2 separate regions of the Homo sapiens genome follow, and region 2 is linked to region 1. A link is an interaction called in ENCODE POLR2A ChIA-PET data of the cell type or tissue named here. Cell type or tissue: OCI-LY7. All regions are shown on one strand.

What was found. ChIA-PET counts read pairs that join two places held together with the same protein. Peaks named below come from ENCODE experiments on the same cell type or tissue, not always from the same donor. Only the 100,000 strongest peaks of a DNase experiment are listed, where the experiment ranks them.
Region 2: POLR2A ChIA-PET joins it to region 1 with 6 read pairs; 2 of 35 experiments call an interaction of 5 or more read pairs at or near these places.

What each region holds. Positions count from the first base shown.
Region 1 is chr14:71,113,531-71,121,530 of GRCh38, reverse strand. PCNX1 (pecanex 1) reads right to left here. Exons shown (of 36, transcript NM_014982.3): 36 at 6,149-8,000. Among named protein-coding and RNA genes, the nearest start is that of SIPA1L1, 200 kb to the left of the region's middle. RefSeq lists a silencer at 4,505-4,799. In OCI-LY7, CTCF peaks have their summits at 4,911 and 5,122; DNase peaks (open chromatin) are centred at 4,780 and 5,180; H3K4me3 peaks cover 2,952 bases; H3K27ac peaks cover 4,550 bases.
Region 2 is chr14:71,411,226-71,419,225 of GRCh38, reverse strand. The region is part of intron 2 of SIPA1L1 (signal induced proliferation associated 1 like 1); the gene reads right to left. Among named protein-coding and RNA genes, the nearest start is that of SNORD56B, 17 kb to the right of the region's middle. In OCI-LY7, no CTCF peak of the experiment used is centred here; no DNase peak of the experiment used is centred here.

The sequences.
Region 1 (8,000 bases):
CATCTCTCTTCTCCAAAGTCCAGCATCTCTCCTCTCTACAAGTTGAGTCTGGGGTCTTTATCGGCACAGGATGGGGCTGGGGCAGGCCGTAGGTAGTTTTGGAAAAGGCAACATTTGATTGGTAAAAAGACATTACTCAGAAAGAACCAATCAGGAGATGGTAGGCAAACAGGAATATTAGTTCTCACTTTGGGCTGTGAGTTTCAGGCTAATTTGACTTGAAGGTGAGGTTTCCTCAGGACATGCCCGTCTGCCTAGAATTTCTCTGTCTCTCACCTCTATCACTAGAACAGTAAAATAATAATAAAGCATGTGTTTCCCAACACAGGAAGAAAAAATACACTTCCTTGTGCTCTGTGTTCATTAACTTCTGATGCCAATGTGGCCTCTCAGTTATCTTCTGACAGAAAGCTGGGAGTGCCCTAAATCTCTAGAACTGTAAATTAATAAACTGGCATTTTGATCAACATATTGATCTACTACTTTTATTATCATTAGTTGGTTCTGAGGCTAATTTGGGTTCTCAAAAAAATTATTAAGTTTATAAAACCTTTAGGTTCTGAAAAAATCAAGTTTAAGTACTAACTCCTAACAAACCCTAAAAACAACCATATTTGGATAGTCAATCTGTCCCTCTCTATCCACATTAATTCCAGCTCTTATGTCAGCTTTCTCCTTTATCTAAAACACACCTTGTACTTTTGAGGAGTTAATGTTAATAAAAATTTCCCTATGAAAAAATGCGTCCCAAATTTGATTTTATTTTCCATGTTATCTAGAAGAGAAGAGACTGAGGATCTTGGATTTTTAAAGGCCTCATGTCCAGTTTCCATGAGGCTTGCTGTGTGGCCAATGGCAGGTGAGCCAGGAGAAAAGGTGAGCCTTGGTGTTATGCCAAGCCATCTAATTACTGGAGACGCCAATGCTTCCCCTATGTTTCACTAGCCATCATTTTTTTCTTTTTTCTTTTTTGAGATGGAGTTTTGCTTTTGTCACCCAGGCTGGTGTGCAATGGCACAATCTCAGCTCACTGCAACCTCTGCCTCCCAGGTTCAAGTGATTTTCCTGCCTCAGCCTTCGAAGTAGCTGGGATTACAGGCCTGTGCCACCATGCCTGGCTAATTTTTGTATTTTTAGTAGAGATTGGGTTTCACCATGTTGGTCAGGCTGGTGTCGAACTCCCGACATCTAGTGATCTGCCCGCCTTGGCCTCCCAAAGTGCTGGGATTACAGACGTGAGCCACTGTGTCCGGCTGCCATCATTTTTTTCATTGGCCCTCTCATCCATGACCCACATTACCTGTAGGTTGCCTTTGTGACCCGAATTTCAAGGGGGTGACTTAATATAGGTAGAGAAATAGTGATGTTAATGAGGAACTTGTTGGAACTTACAGAACTGAATAGTTTTCTGGTTTCCAGAAAGAAAAATATTTGATCCCAATGAAGCTATTTTTGGCTTCCTATTTTCTGGCCCCAAATCTTCCAAGAAAAAGTCTAAGGTCACACAAAATGAATCATATGCCTGTGGCCTGGGTGGTTTTCAGTAGTTAAACCATTTAACTTTTCCAAACACTCATTCCACCAAGCTCAGGAAAAATACAAAGTTCACTCACTTCTTACCTGAAGCCTATTTCAGTCCTTGGGTTACCTGTGGAGATTTTATTTCATTTAGAATGAATGGAAAGGTTAAGCTAGGGCTGGAAAAGCACCCTGCATTGGCTAAATCCTGTCTCTGCTATTGTTGCAGCTATAACTCCACAGGGGGTCATGTCTGAAATGGAGGAGAGTTAATAAGACCTTAGGCCAGGCCGGGCACGGTGGCTCACGCCTGTAATCCCAGCACTTTGGGAGGCCAAGGCAGGCAGATCACAAGGTCAGGAGATCGAGACCATCCTGGCTAACATGGTGAAACCCCTCTCTACTAAAAATACAAAAAAATTTGCCAAGCGTAGTGGCACATGCCTGTAATCCCAGCTACTCAGGAGGCTGAGGCAGGAGAATTGCTTGAGCCTGGGGGGCAGAGGTTGCAGTGAGCCGAGATTGTGCACTGCACTTCAGCCTGGGCAACAAAGCAAGACTCCATCTCAAAAAAAAAAAAAAAAGACCTTAGGCCAGGAAAATCACTGCCTAGAAAAGTGAACAGGAAAAAACTCACTGTGCTGTAACAAAAAACACTGATCTTGAAATCATGAGTAATGTGACTCTGTCATCTAACCAGAGCCTGCAAGAGTACAAAATGTTGGTCAGATCCTGCGTATGTGTCACTGGTCTAGACATCTCTGCTTTACCTGAGGTGTCTGGCCTACCTCTATGATACATTTTGGACTGGGTGGGACACAGATTTCAGATAGCTGCCATGCCCACACCCACTTTGGAGGCCACTGATCTTGTTTTCCCTCAGCTCCCATTATTCAAGTGGATTGGTTTGTACCACAAAACCCTGTGCACTCCTCTCACTACTCTAACCCTCCAATAGTGGCTGGGTACAATCAGTAGGCTAGCTAGCAACTAAGGCATGGCTGAATCTGAAATGAAAGAATATAGCCAGTAAAGTCAAGGCAAAGGCAAGTCAAAGTTTAAGTAATTAGATGTTGTAATAGATGGGTGAGGATGCCAACTGACATTAAGAAAAGACTTGACAAGAGGTTAGCTTGTTTCAGATCAACCCTTCAATCAAAAATAATGAGGAAAGCTGTACAAAGCATAAAAATATACTTGAAGGTGTTGGAGTGCTACCGCAGTAACTACGACTTTAGGGGCCAAGACCCCAGAGAGAAGGAAGCCCAGAGAGGGAAGACTGGTATTTGGTGTTGTAACAGGACTGCCAGGTTTGTATGCCCGCTGGGCGACAACAGATCAATACTACACTGACAACGGGAACTGCAGCAACATTGGAATTTAATAATCCAAGGCTGCTGGATGAGAAAATGGAGGGGAATTCTCAAGCCATGAATCTGTTCCCTCGAGGGGTTCTGGGCGTGTCTTTAAGGGGATGGTGGAGGACAACAGGCTGGAAAATTGGGGTTGTTGATTGGTCCTGGTAAAGAGATGAAATCATAGGATATGGAAACTATTCTTCCATGAGTCAGCTTCTTACGGGGCCCTTCAGCCAGCCGGTGTCAGTAGTTTCGTTGATATGCAAAACCTAAAGGAGAAACTCTTAGATTTTAGCTATAGAACAAAGTCTTGTGACAAGGCCTACATTTTCCTGGGGTAGTAAGCAGCGGCCAGCTACAGGGAAGTAGGCCAAAGGGCAAGCTGGCTTAATGATTACTGCTCATTGTACTGCAAACCTAGTTGAATTTTATTTTCTCCCTTAATCAATTTTATAAAGTTTTCTTGGGGATGGTTTCAGTGCCACATCTGCCAATTTGAAAGCAGTGGCTGAGAAACTGAGCAGTGATTTTGGACTTTCACAAGGCTGGGGTGTTTGTAATTACAATTCAGGGCCCGCCAAAGATGAAACCCAGTCTTTAAGTTTGTATATCTAAAGGGCTACACCCTAGTAGTAAAAGAGAAACAGATCAGTTCTCAGAAGGCTGAAGATCATCTTCCAAACAGCTCATTCCCTTATTTCCTACCTTGTTTGCCAAAAGTAAAAGTAGATCATCTTGAGGAAGATTATAACATCTACAGCCTCAATTATGTACAGATTTTCATATACTGTGTCTGGCATTCAATCAGAATGTATTCTGAATGAATACCAGTGTCTGGTATTCAATCAGAAATACACAGACAAAAGACAAAACAGAGAAACAAGAGGGGGAAAAAAAAAACAACAGAAACAGAATCACAGGAGACCCAGATGTTGGAATTATCATATATGAGCTTTAACTGTAGTTAATATGTTTAATAAATTAAATAGTGAGCAAGAACATCAGCAGGTAACTGGAAATATATTAGAGGATCAAATGCAAATTCTGGAACTGAAAAATATACAAATTAAAATTAATAACTCAATAGATCAGTTTAGCAGAATATTAGATACAGATGATGAAAGAAAAATAACAACTGGAAGATATGTAGAATAAAATATTTAAACTAAATATGGAGAGACCAAAGATAGGAAATTCAGAAAAGAACATGAGATAAAGGACATGGTAAAATATGTGTATAATTGTGGTGTGAGAGGAGGAGAGAAAAATAATATGGCAGAAGGAATATTTGAAGAGATAATGGCCAAGATTCAGTGATAATAAAAAACACTTTGGCAAGATAAATACAAAGAAAACTACACACAGGCACTATATGGAAAGCTTTAAAAATCAAAGACAAAAATAATTGGAGGATTAAAAATACATTGCCCTTAAAAGAGCAACAAGACTAAAAAAATCATGAAAGGTAGAAGACAGTGGAATGATTCCTTTGAACTGCAGAAAGAAAATAACTGCCAAGCCAAATCTCTGTATCTCACAAAAATAAAGTCTCTGTATTTATTTCTGTATCTCACTGAAATAGTCTCTTTCCTCCAAATTCAAGATAGCCTTTGTTCACAGGAGTTGACTCGGGGTAATCAAAAGTTATATGCAGATTTTCAACTGTGCCGGGCGTTGGCACCCCTAATCCCTGCGTCGTTCAAGGGTCAACTGTATTACAAACACACAGAGGCACTACTGGGTATCTGGTTAAGTTCAGTGCTATCCTGGAATGTTGACTTTATATGATAAAGACAGGTCAAGAATATTTGCTTTAAGATGAGGCCACAGATGTGGAGTATTTTTATATGGGCCGGTTGCTTCTGTATCCGTAAATAGTGCTCTCATAAGAAAAAAGGAACCTCGGACTGAAAGATGACTTTCCCCTTTTGGCATGGTTCACTGGGCACTGAAACTGAATGGCATCTTTAAAAGTTTCACAGACAAGGTAGATTCATCTCCAGTTATTTGCTGTTAATGCTTGAGAAATTGCAAAGCAACCTTGGGATCCTCTTGCATTAAATTACATTTTCCCAAGGATGAAGCTTAATTATATTTAGTTGCCTTGGATAAGCACCTATGGAGGAAAAATTTTTTTTTTTTTTTTGGAGACAGCATCTCACTTTGTCACCCAGGCTGGAGTGCAGTGGTGCAATCTCAGCTCACCGCAACCTTCGCCTCCTGGCGGAGTAATCTTCCCACCTCAGCCTCCCAAGTAGCTGGGACTACAGGCACACACCACTGTGCTCGACTAATTTTCAAGTTTTTCTGTAGAAAAGGGGTCTCTATTGCTCAGGCTAAGAATAAATATTTTATATAAGTAAGTGCTTATATACCCAGGAAGCCACCATTCTGTCATGCCCTTACTTCACAAAGTGTTGCTTTCCACCCTTCCCCAGGGGAAAACACACCTAACATGGCAAGATTCATTGGCTACAGTTCAGCGAAACATTTTTGGATCCTTTAGGAGGAAAAATCTTACATAAACTGCACTTTAAGAATAAGGTTGTGCAGGATCTGGATTAAAAAAAAGAATAAGGAAGAAGTTTTATGGGACCTAAATTTCACGTCAACAGCCCTTTGAATCTCTGGCTCTACGAGGAATGCAACTAATCCAGGGAATGCCTTTCTTTGAAGATGTTTTATGCCACTGTGACCCCAGAGGAAAGATAGATAGCAAATTATTTGGACTCTGATGCAAAAGGCATATAATCTGTATCCTGCTGGTTCTGGTTCTTACTAATAAATAGTTAAAATGATGCATTAAAGGATTATAAGTGATTTAATCAAGAATATGTCTATTCTCATTGTAAATTAGCTTGCATTTTCTGTATTATATGTGAAATCACTGAGTTAGTACACACTGCAAATATACCAAACAAGTTTGTACCTGCCTTTGATGACCATAATCCAAATGTTCTTTCCATTTTCTGTATTGTAGTTTAGTCTGTGATTGAACATTTTTATCCTACATGTTCTATCTAATATTGTTAATATGTAACATCGAGATAAATTCAGAAGACAAACTACAACCCTTGCACTAAGAAAAGTGTGAAACAGACCATGTTTTAACATGAAGTATGATGTACGCTTTTGATCTATTGCAAGTTGAAGCACATGTTTACAGGCCAAAGCTTGTTTAAAATGATTTCAGAACCAAGTGTGAACATGCCATACAGAACTTAATATAGTGTACTCTAATTTTTCTCAGTTTGACAAAAAATGGACAGAAGGCAAAATGAAAAAAAATTTATTTCCTCAGTGTTTTATCCACTGTCAATACTGTATTTTTGATGCAATATATTTGCCAAAAGAACTCAGCTTTTATTTTCCATTTTAAACAACTACAATATTTACAAGCTGTTCAGAATAACACTCAGACACACACACACTCACAGACACACGTAAGTACATATGTCCTTATCTCTGGTTTATACTGAATGCTGGTAAAGGCCATGAATACTTTCCAGAGCCCATGATCAGAAAAGGAAAACCCATTTTCCTTTCTTACGTTCACTTTCCTAGAATCATTTTCAATATTCCTCCTTCCATTTCCTCATGCAGAGCTCATTGCCAGACTTGTATAGGTTTAATCAGTTTTTACATTTTACTTTTACTTAAACTATAAGCTTTTAAAAAGCATAAGCAGACATGATTCCCCCCCCCCCCCCCATTTCTATTATTTTGGTTGTAGAATCAAGCTTCATAGATAAAAAATCTTGTTCAATCACAAGTACACTAAACCCAAGAGTCATCTGGAGCAGCCATCTTATGCTCTATCACTACTCTGTTGTGAATTCCGGGGCACCACCTCATTGTGCAGGTAAAACTCAGGAATTCATCCCCATCACAGTGTTAGATGACCTTTGTTCCTTCTAGCTTGGCTCCACTGAATCATAAATTGTCAGGTACAGAGCTGAGGCATAAGAAAAAAGGTATAACCCTATATAATAGGTATAAGTCTTAGAACAGAGTTGTCATATAACCTTGTGGTGACAATCAGCTCTAGTTCCACCAAAGAATGTAAGGTTGATTCCACAAAATGGCAGATAATGAAGTTCAACTCACAAATAGAAGTTATCTTAATTCAGAAAAAGTATGTTGTATGTAGGCAATAAAGATAAATTGTTATACATAATTCTTGACAGATGACTCTGGTGAGGTGATTCAAAGTAGAAAATATACTTCTGTTTCAAGCAAACTTACTCCACTCATATCCTACCAGATTTATTTGTATAATAATTAATTCCTTTCCAATCACAGTTCTTCCTAGACAGACATTTAACAAGTAAAAATAAGACGGCCTGGGTGCATATCAATCAACCAAATTAAAAACAAACAAAAAAGATAGATAAATGGAGAAAACGATTGGCTTTTTAATACTTATTTTTAAAAAGCCATATTCAATGTAATATTAGAATTATGCTGTCCCAATGCATGGTAGTATCTAATTTTTTTCTTCCTCAACACCAATGAAACAATATCCATGTAAGACTGAAACAGAATGTCCAACCTCCATTAGCAAGTTCCATGTACCACATTAGCCTTGACTGACGTTATTATCTCCACTAATCTCTGAATTAAAGGAAAAGCCTCTAGAATAAAAAGGGACACTTTATACCTTATCTAAACCATGTATCCTATCAAAAGAGAAAATTAACTGGGTCTCTGTCCAAAGTAACTTTATATGATTACATTACACAGAAAAAGAATACGAATGAATAATGACGACTTAAAAAACAAACATACACACACACACACACCCCAGAAAAGGCTTTGTCCATATTCATGACAAATTAATTAAAATAAATATAAATGAAATTAACAATCTGGACAGCAGTTTATGGTTAAGTAGCTAGTAAATATAAATTCAAAGAATTCTGACAAAATCATTATTACCTTTTTCTCAAGTCACATATTTATTTAGGAGGAAAGATGCTTGAAAGCTAGCTATAAGAAAAGGACAACTTTAGACACTGGGTGAATCTTCAGCTTAAAAGGCCCAGTGCTGGATGAATGACTCACAACAGCAATCCACCAAATGCAGAGCTGCTAAGCAGAGGCAGAAGGATGCTGCTCAGAAGC
Region 2 (8,000 bases), 300 kb before region 1:
AAACAAAGTCCGTTAGCTCTACAGCAACCATTCACTATTTAACCTACTGAACGCTCATCCAGAGTGCCAATCAGACCGTTTTAATTAAGGAAACTATTACAGGCAGAACTCAAGGCTAGTCATGTGCTGAGACAGCAACGGTTCAGGAAACACCCCTGCTCTGAGAGGCTGATATCAGGCGGAAGGGCTGCCCACCCATACCACTGTGTTTCCCTTATCATCTACTCACTGAAGACCTTGGCCCATTTTGTGCAGATGTGAGTAGTAATGGCCTTCAAGCCAAGGACATTCAACGCTACATTCTCCTGCTTATTAAAAATCTTTTCCAAAAAGATACAATAAAGCCCTCCCCGCAGGAGCACCAAAAGCTCCAGAACGTGGCATGCTGAACTTCCCCACATTTAAGACTTTACCCACCATATGGCCTTAATTTTCCATACATGGTTTTGGGGAAAGGCACTTAAATACTAGTGAAGACATTTACAACTTCCTCTTATATATAAAATATGCTGAGGGATTGACAAACATTAAAATGAAGTCCAGGTTTTAAAATAAAATCCCCATCACTGTTTCCTAAGCCCTTCGAGAAACATTAGCAATTCATGATCAACTGGCAAATGCAAGCTTCTCCCAAGCTTCTTCTCCAGTTCTGCCGTGTGACCTGCTGTCTCAGAAGCCAGGTCTTCAAAAATGCTCATGTCACCCAACTTTTTAAGTCAAATAGGGACAGTAGGGGGTGGGGCTGAGCTCTGCACAATTCCTACCCTGACCTCCAACTACATCCACATAGTTCATGTTCTCTCTTCTTTATTTTCTGATTCCTTCCTTTAGACTTTTGTTCAAATCCACTATTAGCAAATTTTAAATATATGAGACAGTCAAGAAAGTGGGCAACATGGTACCATTATAAAATTACAATATACTACTATAGACAATCATACCCATGCAGATCTGGGCCCAAAAAAATAATCAGGTATTAAGAAATAAGGCACACCCCTCCAAAGACAACTTAATTCAAATACCTCTTACCATTTGCTCCAGTAGAATGAGTTTAAAAGAGGTAACTATTTGGCATGGGCAGCTGCTCTCTTATGTTCTGGAGAACATAAAAATAAAAGCTGAGTGAGAATAAGTTGTTCCTACTGAAGAGAAAAAGGGTACAACAGCATTAGTAAATACGAAAGAGTCAGATCACCATTCTACTGGCTGATAAAAATGTTTGTTAGGCTAAAGGATTTCCTATCATTTTCTTCTTTAAGAACAAAGAAATGGGCTTTGGATAATAAAAACGTGTAACAAAATAATTCTGAAGTGACCTCAGGCCATGTCAAACTCAATTCAAACTAGTCACAGCCAAAGATGAAAGGAAGATTCTCTAATCATCCCCTAGCTACTATACATTTTTAGTATTTTTATACTGTATTATAGTTAGCATTTAGAAAATAAAACTGTCTAGCACTGTTGACCCTTCAACAATACGAGTTTGAACTGTGCATGTCCACTTAAAAGTGGATTTTTTCAATAACAGTTACACCAAGTGTGCCTGCCTCTCCTGCCTCCCCTTCCTCCTCCTCCACCTCTGCCACTGGAGACAGCAAGACCAATCTCTTCTTTCCCTCCTCCTCATCAGCTTACCCAATGCAAAGACAATGAGGATAAAGACCTTTATGATCCACTTCCATTAATGAATAGCAAATATATTTTCTCTTCTTTAGGATTTTCTTTTTTTTTTTTTTTTTTTTTTTTTTTTTTTTTTGAGACGGAGTCTCGCTGTCGCCCAGGCTGGAGTGCAGTGGCGCAATCTCGGCTCACTGCAGGCTCCGCCCCCTGGGGTTCACGCCATTCTCCTGCCTCAGCCTCCCGAGTAGCTGGGACTACAGGCACCCGCCACCTCGCCCGGCTAATTTTTTGTATTTTTAGTAGAGACGGGGTTTCACCGTGTTAGCCAGGATGGTCTCGATCTCCTGACCTCGTGATCCACCCGCCTCGGCCTCCCAATAGGATTTTCTTAATAACATTTTCTTCTCTCTAGCTTATGTTATTGTAACAACACAGTATATAATACATATAACATACAAAATGCATGTTATTCAACTGTTCATGTTATTGGTAAGGCTTCTGGTCAACTGTAGGCTACTAGTAGTTAAGTTCTGGAGGAGTCGAAAGTTACATGCAGGCCAGGCACGGTGGTTCATGCCTTTATTCCAAGCACTTCAGGAGGCCAACGGAGAAGGATCACTTGAGGTCAGGAGTTCCAGACCAGCCTGGGCAACACAGTGAGACCATGTTTCTATTTAATTTTAAAAACTGTATTTTAAAAGTGTGTTTAAAGGAAAAGAAAAAAGTATGCTTATTCAATTCAGTATTTATATTCTAGAATAATGCTGCTCAAAAAATAATTTAAAAAAGAATGATGGATTTAATAAGGTACACATAAAACTATATATATACAAGGTTGTGTGTGTGTGCATGCGTGTGTGTGTGTGTGTGTGTGTGTGTGTGTGTAGATTTTTCTTTCTTTTAGAGTATAGAAATTGTTTTAGATATCCCTTAAGTAGAGAAATAGCACTTAGGAAGGAAGTATACACTTAGAAGGCGAAGAGTCATGTCACCAACAGGTTGGGAGAACTGTTGAGTCATGGCCTCCTCCTGTGTTGCCTGAGGAGACCTGAGTAAGAATGGATGTATAACAGAAGAATCTCCCACCTGACCTATTAGAGATACTGTACCAGCATTACCAGATATCACTTCTATTAAAAGAAGATATTTCAGTGCCCAGAGGTTCAAGTTATCAAACGAAGCAACTCAATTCAAAAGACAAGGTGTATTAAAACCCATAAAAAAAAAACAAAAACCATTTTTAAGAAATCCTAACAAGTAACTGAAACCCAAAATGCTCTGTCTTGAGTCATGAGATCCATCAGTTCTTGATATTGTCTGGACTTGCATCTAGAGCTAGATTGTAAAATCTTTTTAGGCATGTGTTAGATTTCTGTGAAAACTTTGTTTAAACGTAAACCTCATACCACACTATCAGTTTCTGTGTTAATAAAACTATAGATTTATTATACTAAAAAAAAAAAGAACAAAATACAAGGGGTAGCTGTATGACACAGAAGCTAAACAAGTGCCTGGCCTCACGGTAGTATACAGAACTTAAGGTGCCTGCTCAAAACTGTCATGTTTAAGTTTATCAACCAAGAGTTATTATTAAAATACCATTAATACATCCGGGCATGGTGGCTCACGCCTGTAATTCTAACACTTTGGGAAGCCGAGGCAGGCCGATCATCTGAGGTCAAGAGCTCAAGACAAGCCTAGCCAACATGGCGAAACCTCATCTCTACTAAAAATACAAAAATTAGCTGGGTGTGGAGGCACACGCCTGTAATCCCAGCTACTTGGGAGGCTGAGGCGGGAGAATCGCTTGAACCTGGGAGTTAGAGGTTGCAGTGAGCCGAGATCATGCCATTGCACTCCAGTCTGGGAGACAGAGTGAGATCCCATCTCAAAAAAAAAAAAATAATTAAGACATTTGAGAACTGCACTGAAGGTGCACATTTCAATAACATATAGCTATTCTGGAGGGAAAAAAAAAGTATATCTAGAAAAACAGCTTCCAAGATTGAGGTAAAAATCACAGGGCACTCAATAATATGTACTGACTTTTCTTCCCTCTCGAAGTACCAGAGCAGAGCTACATTCACAGAGCATTCCTGCAGGCTGCTTGCTTCACCATTAAGCAATTCTTGGCAGTTCCAAAGATGTTATGTTTTCAAAGACAGTTTTTCAGTTGTGTTGCTATTATAAGCCTGGATTTTTCAAATGGCTAAAAATTACAGATATCTAAAAATCTTAGATTCCACCTCTATTAAAGAAGAATGATGCTGGGAACGGTCAAATAAATGTAACCCAGAAAAGTGCCCTAATGTACTTTAAAAACATTTTCAGAGATAATGATTCCCAAATTTCCCTTACTGAAATTCAAGGAAGGTCACAAATAGCAAGCCACTTTAAAAGCAGTGCTCCAATTACCCATCCCCTAAGCTCTGCACAAAGGTTTATGGAGGGGAGATGGTCAGATAACTTGACCATCCGTTATAGGATGCAGTCACTCCAGAAGAGCTGACTCCTTAGGAAATTTTCTTCTGACAAAGCAACAAATGAGAAAAACTCCAAGGTCTTTGTTTCAGCATCTGGCTGAGATCAAGGTTAAGTATAATGAAACCTATACAACCCCAGAATTTAACATATGACAGTATTTTTGGCCTGTATAAAATACGTCTCCCTTAATCTGCATTAAGCTGTTGTTTTTCTCAATAAAAGAATATCCTTTTGTAATTGTTTAAAATGTTTAAGAAATGAGTAAGCCAGTACAGTCACTCGAAGAGCAATAGTAATGCATATACCAGTATACGTCAGTCAAAGGGTAGATCATCTGATCATTTCTCAATTATTCAGGAAAAGCCTGGCACCCCAAACTATACACCAATGCATTAGAGTTAACAAGATTCTTAGAACATGGGTTGAAGTATAAGCTCTCACCTAATTTCAAGAAACATAGAGAAGATTTTAAATGCATTCACTATGGAGGGAAAACATAAACATGTAACAGAAAACCTTCTTAAGTAGCCAGAAAATTATCCAAACTATTTCATCTGCAAAGATGACAACAATGAATTCAGAAATCAATGACTAAAACTGCACAAGCATTTCCCATATTTTCCTTTTCCACTTCAAAAAGGGAAAAGCCAGTGGGCAGAAAATATCGGACATTTGATAAATCAAAATTCTGCTATAAAGAGCAGGGTTTTTTGTTTTTGTTTTTGTTTTTGTTTTTTTTCCCTGAGATGGAGTCTCGCCCTGTCCCCCAGGCTGGAGTGCAATGGCACAATCTCGGCTCACTGCAACCTCCACCTCCTGGGTTCTAGCAATTCTCCTGCCTCAGCCTCCCAAGTAGCTGAGATTACAGGTGTGTGCCACCACACCCAGCTAATTTTTGTATTTTTAGTAGAGACAGGGTTTCACCATGTTGGTCAGAATGTTCTCAAACTCCTGACCTCAGGTGATCCATCCACCTCAGCCTCCCGAAGTGCTGGGATTACAGGCGTGAGCCACAGCGCCTGGCCAAATAGCAGGTCTTCTAAGAATGACAGTTTGAGTGACATTTCCTCCCTGCAATGTGACTTTGGAACTAATCCACCAACTCACCTTATTCCATTTCAAAGTTAGTAGTATATCTTGCTTTTGAGTGCAACTTCAGGTAATCTCTCAAAACCTAGATTAAAATAATTATGAACTTTATTAGTAGTTATTTCCAAATTTTGAAAAACACACAACTATAACTCATAGTAAGTAAAAGGGGAAAAAAATCACCACTACTAATCAAATCACAATTATGAAATTTTATACTTTGTCTCTAAAACCTTCTTTAATTGGTAATCTCTTTATGTGCAGCTCAATACACATTTATTGGGCTTTTGTTTTTTAGACGGTGTTTTGCTCTTGTCGCCCAGGCTGGAGTACAGTGGCAAGATCTCAGCTCACTGCAACCTCCGCCTCCTGGGTTCAAGCAATTCTCCTGCCTCAGCCTCCTGAGTAGCTGGGATTACAGGTGTGCACCACCACACCGGCTAATTTTTGTGTTTTTAGCAGAGACGGGGTTTCACCATGTTGGCCAGGCTAATCTTGAACTCCTCACCTCAGGTGATCCACCCGCCTCAGCCTCCCAAAATGCTGGGATTACAGGCGTGAGCCACTGCACTATGCCCCGCCTCAACACATATTTAAATTTAAGCCAACCAACAGCCATTCCCACTTAAACAACAAATTCTTGCTTGGCTATTCATTCAGTCTGTCCACAGACTGCTACTCAAAGATCTCACCCTGGAAGCTGTATGTATAGAAGAAAAAACAACAACAACAACAAAGTGATTTTGATGAGTTGGTCCATCACATGCCTATGGGAATCACTATTCCAAAATACTAGTTCTCTACAGGGAGCAATTTTGTACCCACAGGTGACATCTTGCAACATCTGGTAACATTTTTGGTCATCACAAGTGAAGTGGGGGGTGGGCACACTATTGGCATGTAATACACAAAAACCAGGGAAGCCACTAAACATCTTACAATGCACAGGACAGTCCCCTCCAACAAAGAATTATCCTGCCTAAAGCGAAAATACTGGTGAGGTTTAGAAACCCTGTTCCGAAGAAACCAAACACTGCATATTTGGAAATTCCACAATTCTCACACTGCTCATTTCAGATCACCTACTAAGCTCCCACCATGGTTGTATTTCCTATGAATGCTAAGCTTATTGGTTAAAAGAATACCCACACACATGCCCAATAGTAATCATCTACAGCACATGTACCAATTTCTAAAATGTATTAAATAAGTCAGACACGTCCATAAGAGCTTCCAATAAATAATTTTAAACACTATTTCAAACTATGTAATTGCCAAACTCTGTTCCCAATCACATAAAATGGAAGCTAAGAAGAATAAAAATCATCAGAACTTAGTAGTTTCACTCACAGATATTCCCAATTCCTACTGAAGACAAAAGGGGAAGTTCCTCTTCCCAGCCTATCACCCCGGACATTAGGCCTCCCACCTTTTATTCAGCTAAATAAAAAAGCACTTCAAACAAGACTTACCAAGGGCCTATCATGCCCTCACACTATGATCTCATGTAATACGGTAGAACAGAGCTCGGTAAGACCCCGCAACAGGCCTTTCCTACACTACCATAACCAAATCGTACAAATATCAGAAGAAAACCGTGGGTAAAATAAACCTCTAAAGAAGGAATGTCCAATCTTTTGGCTTCCCTGGGCCACAGTGGAAGAAGAATTGTCTTAAGCCACACATAAAATACACTAACGATAGCTGATGAGCTTTAAAAAAATTGCAATAAAGTCTCATAATGTTTTAAGGAAGTTTACAAGTTTGTGTTGGGCTGCATTCAAAGCCATCCTGTGCCACATGTGGCTCGTGGGCTGCAGGATGGACAAGCTTGCTCTAAAAGATATTCTGAGAGTCAGATATCTAAGATAACAAAACTTGCTGTTTTTACACAACTGGCCTGCAGCTTGCACCCATAGAATAGGTGAAGAAATCTATAACACTCAAAATATGTACTTCGTTTTGTTAATCTTTAACTAATGAGCTACAACTAATTATATAAATAAGACATGGCTGGCAGCTGATCTGCAGTAGTAATCCACTTAGGAACATGAATAAACATGCAAATTTTAAACTCAAGCAAAAGGACAGGATTTATGAACACACTTAGAAAGATTCCATCAGAATTACTCCATTCTAACTGAACAAGATTTCCATATGTGGCAAATGGGCTTATTCTAATTAAAGTCTGACTTTGTCTTCTGAATCCTCAGTGTACACAGGAACTACCCAAATCAGGCTGAACTACAGTAACTCGAAGCAGCAAGCGGGCCAGGGGCTGTGGGTAGTGGGGCAAAGACCGGTGCTCGTACCCCAAAGCACCAGAAGGTTTGGCAGTCCAGGTAGAACCTGTGCCAGAGGCAGGACTCCAGTCGGGAGCTCCCACTCATTGCAACCTCTGGCCCAGCCAACTCCTTGGGAAGCTTTGCTGAATGCTATGCTTATCCAAAGCTGAAACGGAGTAGAAGAGGCTAACATAAGTTCTAGATTCAAGGTGCCCGTGAAATCAGTGTAGAGACTACCACACCTCCACTACAGAGAGAAGACAACTGGGGAAGGCAGCCCCAGTTAAGAGCTAGAAAAATAATGACAGGTTCAAGGACAACTTCTCAATATCTATCAATGGCTAAGAGAACAAAGCAATGCTACAAAGAAAGGAAAGCCCAGAAATTACTAGGAAGGTTCAGAAGTTGTAGTGCACGATATGAAATTTAACCTCTACCCCCTTTTTCTAGATTTAAGTAAGTCTTTAAATAAAAAACTCATAATAAAGTTTCAAAACATAAACATTTTTTCCCTCTCTTAGC